3 separate regions of the Homo sapiens genome follow, and regions 2 and 3 are each linked to region 1. Evidence: read pairs that join two places in POLR2A ChIA-PET (ENCODE). Cell type or tissue: CD4-positive, alpha-beta T cell. All regions are shown on one strand. Region 1 overlaps ERN1 (endoplasmic reticulum to nucleus signaling 1). Region 2 overlaps GNA13 (G protein subunit alpha 13). Region 3 has its middle 6.3 kb from the start of PECAM1.

Evidence for each region. ChIA-PET counts read pairs that join two places held together with the same protein. Peaks named below come from ENCODE experiments on the same cell type or tissue, not always from the same donor. Only the 100,000 strongest peaks of a DNase experiment are listed, where the experiment ranks them.
Region 2: POLR2A ChIA-PET joins it to region 1 with 9 read pairs; 1 of 35 experiments calls an interaction of 5 or more read pairs at or near these places.
Region 3: POLR2A ChIA-PET joins it to region 1 with 8 read pairs; 2 of 35 experiments call an interaction of 5 or more read pairs at or near these places.

The regions. Positions count from the first base shown.
Region 1 is chr17:64,105,605-64,108,104 of GRCh38, forward strand. All of the region lies in intron 1 of ERN1 (endoplasmic reticulum to nucleus signaling 1), which reads right to left. Among named protein-coding and RNA genes, the nearest start is that of ERN1, 23 kb to the right of the region's middle. In CD4-positive, alpha-beta T cell, no CTCF peak of the experiment used is centred here; a DNase peak (open chromatin) is centred at 1,157; H3K27ac peaks cover 937 bases.
Region 2 is chr17:65,019,099-65,021,598 of GRCh38, forward strand. The region is part of intron 2 of GNA13 (G protein subunit alpha 13); the gene reads right to left. Among named protein-coding and RNA genes, the nearest start is that of GNA13, 36 kb to the right of the region's middle. In CD4-positive, alpha-beta T cell, no CTCF peak of the experiment used is centred here; a DNase peak (open chromatin) is centred at 1,383.
Region 3 is chr17:64,395,890-64,398,389 of GRCh38, forward strand. No RefSeq gene overlaps it. Among named protein-coding and RNA genes, the nearest start is that of PECAM1, 6.3 kb to the left of the region's middle. In CD4-positive, alpha-beta T cell, no CTCF peak of the experiment used is centred here; no DNase peak of the experiment used is centred here; H3K4me3 peaks cover 2,009 bases.

The sequences.
Region 1 (2,500 bases):
ATAGTCCTCTGTGTTCATTGGATTACTGTTATATTGCATAATCCCAACTTTAGTTTTATTTATTTAAGGTTAAGAAAACAGCCGGGCACAGTGGCTCACGCCTGTAATCCCAGCATTTTGGGAGGCCAAGGTGGGCAGATCACCTGAGATCAGGAGTTCGAGACCAGCCTGGCCAACGTGGTGAAACCCTGTCTCTACTAAAAATACAAAAATTAGCCAGGCATGGTGTAATCCCAGCTACTTGGGAAGCTGAGGCAGGAGAATCGATTGAACCTGGGAGGCGGAGGTTGCAGTGAGCCGAGATGGTGCCGTTGCACTCCAGTCCAGCCTAGGCGACAAGAGCAAAACTCCAACTCAAAAAAAAAAAAAAGAAAGAAAACCATTCCTCCAAACTAAAAATACTTACATAATTTGAGCAAGGACAATAGAATATCATACAATACCATGTGTACCTCAGTTCCTGGAACCCGCAACCTGCCAACAACAGCCAGGCTGCCTTTTGCAGTGCAGGGTTCCTTGCCAGGACTCAAATCTACTGGATGGTTGGCACAGAGGTAAAGCAATAAATTGGCGTTAAGGGTTCCTTTTAGTTGGCTACTGAATACATATTACAGTATTAAAGGTAAGACTTGAAACAAGTTATGCAAGTGAGAGAAGGATTATATAAGAAAGATTTCCAAGATATTTTGTTTTACTGCCCAGTTAGGACATATGAAATCTTGAGAACAATTAAAAGTGCATGTTGCTAAATGTAGAATAATGATTTCAAGTGGATTAGAATGTGCTAAGGAATTAGAGCTTATAATTATTAACCTTGGCAATCATGCTTGGAGGTGGGAAGGGCATGCCACACAGGGGAATGTGCCTATGCCAAAGCACCTATCAAAAAAAGCAAGATAAGGCTGATCCACCACACATGTGGATGTGGTGAGGGGTGCTGTCTAGATGGATAAGAAAGTAGGGGTTAATAATGAGTAATGGCAAATAGACTGGATTATTCTGCTGGCTATAACCGGCTGAAAGCCACAGGATGGATCAGCTGATTTTAAGAAATACCAGTAAGACACTTTCTGGCATGCCATAACAGGACACCAGTCCTACAGGGTTTCTTACACACACACACACACACACACACACACACACACACACACACACACACAAGCTCGCTGTCTCTTTCTCTCATAGGACACCAGTCCTACAGGGTTTCTTATACACACACACAAGCTCTCTCTCACTCAACCTGTGCAGTAACATCAAAACAACAGGAAGAAGTACCTCAAAATGGTATTCTATAACACAGACCCTTGAAAGGCACTAAAGGATATTCAAAACAAGGACATCTGTGTCTACAATTCTTCTACTTGCAGCAATATTATCTGTCTCAGACTATAAACTCAAAGCCTGGGCATTTGTGATTCTCTGCTTTATAAAGGCAGCCAGCAGAGTACCGCTTTCTAATACCATTTCATCACATAGTAGGAGACTGTCCGATCATGGCCAAAAAGACATCAAAAATTCACCAAAGCAGTAGAACACTGAAATCAGTGCCCAGTAAGTGCAAAGGTCCATGACATAAAACTCTCTCAATGATTAAAGCAAGCCCTCAGAGTAAAAGCCTCACAATGATCAGGAGGGGCTCAACTCTCCGCTCACAAAGGACTATCTTTGAAGTTATGTTAAGTAAAGACTTAATTAAGACAGATACAAAAAAAATTTGTTTTGTTTTGTTTCTTTGAGACAGGGTCTTGCTCTGTCACCCAGGCTGGAGTACAGCAGCACAAATCATGGCTCACTGCAGCCTCGACCTCCTGGGCTCAAGCGATTCTCCCACCTCAGCCTCCCGAGTAGCTGCGACTACAAGCATGCACCACTATGCCTGGCTTTTTATTTCATTTTTTGTAGAGATGGGGTCCTACTATGTTGCCCAGGCTGGTGTTGAACTCCTGGGCTCAAGCAATCTTCCCGCCTCACCTCTCAAAGTGCTGGGATTACAGGCTTGAGCGGCTGGCCTACAAAACAGATTTTTATTCAAATCAAACCCTGTTCCCTGACCCTCATCTCATTTACACATACTGCAGCAAAGTACTTATACCCAAATATGGAGATTTCTATACAGCCACCTGAACAGTGAGTAACAAATATTTCACTACTTTTAGTCTCCTGTCTGTGGAAGAACATTCAGAACTGAATTAAAACATCAGCCATAGACACAAACAAAAGTCTTACTGTTTTAAAGATTTCAGTCCACCAGTAAATCATTCCAAATTCTGTTATACTTCGTTTACCTGTGTGTAGGTCAGCAATAATCCATCAACCATACAGTTCCTTCTAACCAGTCTATCGGCTGTTATGTTTCCTGATATTAAGTCAATAAAGGCAACCATGACATTTGCTTTGGATGGGAGTCAAGTGTCTAGCTGGGATGCAGAAAAGGCCAAGGCCTAACTGAACAGCACTGTGTGGTTTCCAAACTAAGCAGCTGAGAGAGTTAAACTTTCAG
Region 2 (2,500 bases), 910 kb after region 1:
TTCCTGAAGCAGCACCTCATTTAGTATGCCTGGGCATCATGTGAAGATCTCCTCACACTGCAGGCTCCGGTTTAGTAGGTCTGGGTGGGACCCCAGTTTCTGCAATTCAAGGAGTGCCTGGGACCACACTTTGAGTCACAAAGCTTGAAAGTAGCAGTTCTATAATTTTTTGGTCTCAAGATCACACAATATGATCCAGCAATGGCACTGCTAGGTATATACCCAAAAGAAAGGAAATGAGTATATGGAGGAGAGAGATATCTGCACCCCCACGTTTACTGCTGCACTCTTCACAAAAGCCAAGATTTGGAAGCAGCCTAAGTGTCCATCAACAGATGAATGGGTAAAGAAAATGTGATACACATACAGAATGGTGTCCTATTTAGCTATAAAAAAGAATGAGATTCAGTCATTTGCAACAACATATATGGAAGTGTAGGTCACTATGTTAAGTGAAGTAAGACAGACACAAAAAGACAAACATTGCATGCTATCACTTATTGGTAGGAGCTAAAAATCAAAGCAATTGAACCCATGGAGATAGAAAGAAGGATGGTTACCAAAGGCTGGGAAGGGCAGCAAGGGTTGGGGTGGCAGGAGGTGGGGACGGCTAATAGGTACAAAAGATAGTTAAAGTGAATGAATATGGACCAGTATTTGATAGCACAACAGGGTGACTATAGTCACTAATAATTTAAGTGTACATTTAGAAATAACCAAAAGAGTATAATTGGATTGTTTGTAACATAAAGGATAAATGCCTGAAGGGAGAGATACCCTATCTTCCATGAGTGATTATTACGCATTGCATGCCTCTATCAAAACAGCTCATGTACGCCAGAAATATATGAATCTATTATGTGCCCACAAAAATTAAAAACAGAAAAATTAAAAAAATAAAAACGGAAGACATGGAAACAAATGATGATGTCTCTGGACTCAATAAGCTCAACAGCTTCTGATCACTTCTTTTTGTGTTTAGTGTCCTCATTCAAATTTTATACAAAGCTCAGTACGAGGCAACTGGTATCCTCTCCTCCTACCTTCCTAAAGTGTCTGGCAGATAAAATATGAATTACTGGGAGGAAGTTACCCTTCAATATTTTTTTCTTAACAATTTCAGAAGTGATCAAAGTCTTCTTGTTTTCTAATATTAATGTTAAGGAACAGATGTGAATTTCAGTCCTTTCTCTAACAAGGAGTGATCTGGCCAAGTCTCTAAACTCCTCCAGGTCTCCATTTCCCCCAGAGTTACATGAAGAAGTTCAGTGGTTCAATGGATAACCAACCGCTTAAGTTCTGCCCTGTGCAACAATTTCAGTTAGTTCCACTGATTTCAAGTTAAGTTCTCCTTTCCTCATAGGCCATGTGTTTGTTAATCCTAAATCTGCTTTTGTTGTGACTCATTCAAGCGGTGTTGCTTCCACGTTCTTTGCTAATAAATAAAGGATTTAATGTATTGTGCAAGAATATTATGGGTTTAAGACTCACTTTTTGCTGGTTGTAACTTGAGGCTCTCATATTTTTCCCAGTTCATTTTATGTTACTGAAGGGAATTTTTTTTTTTTTTGAGACAGGGTCTCAATCTGTTGCCCAGGCTGGGGTGCAATGGCGCGATCTTGGCTCAATACAACCTCCACCTCCCGGGTTCAAGCCATTCTCCTGCCTCAGCCTCTGGGGTAGCTGGGATTACAGGTGTGTGCCTCCGCGCCTGGCTAATTTTTGTATTTTTAGTAGAGACAGGGTTTCCCCATGTTGGCCAGGCTGGTCTTGAACTCCTGACCTCAGGTGATCCACCCGTCTCGGCCTCCCAAAGTGCTGGGATTATAGGTGTGAGCCACCATGACCGGCCTGGAAATTTTAAAAATAAAATTTCAAAGAAATTTCATTTCACAGTTAACACTTTAAAAACTTAAGATTATTTTATTCGGCCCTTAGCTCTTTTTTCTCTGTTCAGAACACTACAGGTAAGTTTCTAGGTTACTGTAGTAAGGCTGAAGAGTAAAAGTAGCATGGCACTCTGAAAAGTGTTCCAATATTTCTTTAGCCTTGTGGATATTTCAGTTCCATTTAAATGGCATAGCAGCCAGTGTACCTGGGTTCCAGCCCCAAGATAGACTTTATTACTGACAAAGTCAACAAACAATATTAGGTGAGCTTCAGTGACCCTTTGAGTATTAGAAGTCTATGAGGTTCCACGAACCATATTTCTTACGAGTTTTACAAAATGGTGTCTAAGCTGGGAATGGCTTCAATGTTGCCCCCACTTCACAACAATAATTTGTTATAAACATCCTTTGCTTGTAAAGACAAAATGGGTCTGGAGTCCTAAGCTTGAAGGTAACAGAAAAGCTAAGAACAAAAGTTAGAAAATAATTTCTATTAAATTCATAGTCATACAGAGAGAGGCTTAGCAGCTTATCGACCCAGTTACTGAACAAGTGACATTTGTATTCAATGCTCTCTTCTGCACAGCTAAAATATTAAAAGGAAAGGATTT
Region 3 (2,500 bases), 290 kb after region 1:
ATGAAAAAAAAGTTCTGTTTTGCCAAAAAAAAAAAAAAAAAAATTAGTCAAGAGAAAAACTACTAACTGGAAAAAATGTTTGCAACTCACATCACGGACAAAGAGCTAACTTCCCTAGTGTGTGAAGAACACTCATAAATTAAGAAGAAAAAGTTCGGGAGTCTGTCTAAGCTACTCTGGCTTGGGAGGCTGCCTGATTAAAAGAAAGAAAATAAAAGAGAAGAAGAAAAAGAAAAGACCAACAATCCAATAGAAAAATGGGCAAAGAATATGAACAGATAGTTTCCATAATGTAAGAAAAAGTATCTGAAATTGGAAATAGGCAAAAATGAGTACTGCATGCCTGTCCAGGGTTTACCTCACACTCTAAGGTTATTAACGTTTGTTTGACTTGCTATTTACAGTAGACTAGAATACTTTACAATCAGTAGGGGAGGGTAAACATTAACTTGTAGAAAGTCAGTAAGGATGCAAAGGATTCTTATTATCTGTGGCAGAGGGGTGGGTGGCAGAAACTGAGCAGTTGGGGACTTTTCTTTGTAAAGCTTTCTGTACTTTTGTTATTTAAATCATGTGACTGTATTACCCTTTCACTTTTTTCTTTTTTTTTTGAGATGGAGTCTTGCGCTGTTGCCCAGGCTGTTGTGCAGTGGCACTATCTCAGCTCACTGCAACCTCCACCTCCAGGGTTCAAGTGATTCTCCTGCCTCAGCCTCCTGAGTAGCTGGGACTACAGGCATGTGCCACCATGCCCAGCTAATTTTCGTATTTTTAGTAGAGATGGGGTTTCACCGTGTTGGCCAGACTGGTCTTGAACTCCTGACCTCGGGTGATCCACCCACCCACCTTGGTCTCCCAAACTGCTGGGATTACAGGCGGGAGCCACCGTGCCCGGCAGTATTACCTTTAAAATTTTAATTAAGAAATTGAATTTCTGTTCAGCTTTATGAAGTATTATATAATTGACATAAAATAAGCTGTGTTTAAAGTATACACTCAGAAAAGTGTTGACATGTGTATACTGATGAAACAACCTCCACAATCAAGGAAGCAGACACATCCACCACCCCCAAAAGGTTCCTATGCCCCTCGTCTCCCTTGCCCTCTGCACCCTCCCCACTGCAAAGATTGATCTGCTTTCTGATTAGTTTCCATGTTCTGGAATTTTGTAAAGATTCATACAGTATGTACCTTTTATTATTATTATCATTATCTTTGGTGTGTCTTTTTTCTTTTTCTTTTTTTTTTTTTTTTGAGACAGAGTCTCTCTCTGTTGCCCAGGCTGGAGCACAGTGGCACAATCTCGGCTCACTGCAACCTCCACCTCCCAGGTTCAAGCAATTCTCTGCCTCAGCCTCTGGAGTAGCTGGGATTACAGGCACCTGCCACCACGCCTGGCTAATTTTTTGTATTTTTAGTAGAGACAGGGTTTCACCGTGTTAGCCAGGATGGTCTCGATCTCCTGACCTCGTGATCCGCCCGCCTCGGCCTCCCAAAGTGCTGGGATTACAGGCGTGAGCCACCGCGCCTGGCCTTTTTTTTTTTTTTTTTTTTTTTTGAGACAGGGTCTTGCTCTGTGGCCCAGGCTGGAGTGCAGTGCCGCAATCTTGGCTTGCTGCAACCTCTGCCTCCTGGGTTCAAGCAACTCTCCTGCCTCAGCCTCCCGAGTAGCTGGGATCACAGGTGTGCACCACCATGCCCAGCTAATTTTTGTATTTTTAGTAGAGATGGGATGTCACCATGTTGGCCAGGCTGGTCTCAAACTCCTGACCATAAGCAATCCGCCCACCTCAACCTCCCAAACTGCTGAGATTACAGGCATGAACCACCGCACCCAGCCAACATCTTTTTTTTGAGACAGGGTCTCACTCTGTCTCCTAGGCTGGAGTGCAGTGGCACAATCATGGCTCACGGCAGCCTCAAACTCCTGAGCTCAAGCAATCCTCCCACCTCAGCCTCCCAAGTAGCTGGGACTACAGGTGTGCACCACCACGCACAGCTAATTTTTTACTTTTTGTAGAGACAGGGTCTTGCCCAGGCTGGAATCCAGCTTCTTGTCTCAGAAGATCCTCCAGCCTCAGCCTCCCAAAGTGCTGGGATTATAGGCATGAGCCACTATGCCTGGCCTGGCCTTTTTCAATATAGTAAATTGAATGGGTTTTTATTCGTTTGTGGGCCTCTCCTTTCTCCTCACTTCTTCCCCTTGACCTTGGTGGATTCCTTGATTGGGTTGAGGCAAAGGTTCCCACACGGCTTTGGCTTCTTGGTAACTGATCAAGAGACTGACTCCTACATAACCAAGGGACCCCAGGAGTTCCCACCAGGCTTAACAAACTCACCCAGGACCCTGTTTCTCCCATGGTGTTGTTCGCTTCTTCTCAGCCAAGCAGAATTGAAGGAGGACAGACACACAGTTATTCCTACCTGCAGTGCTCCTGCCTTCAAATACCGGGGAAGTAACGCAGATCCGAAACATAGCGACTCGTTAACTGCACAGAAA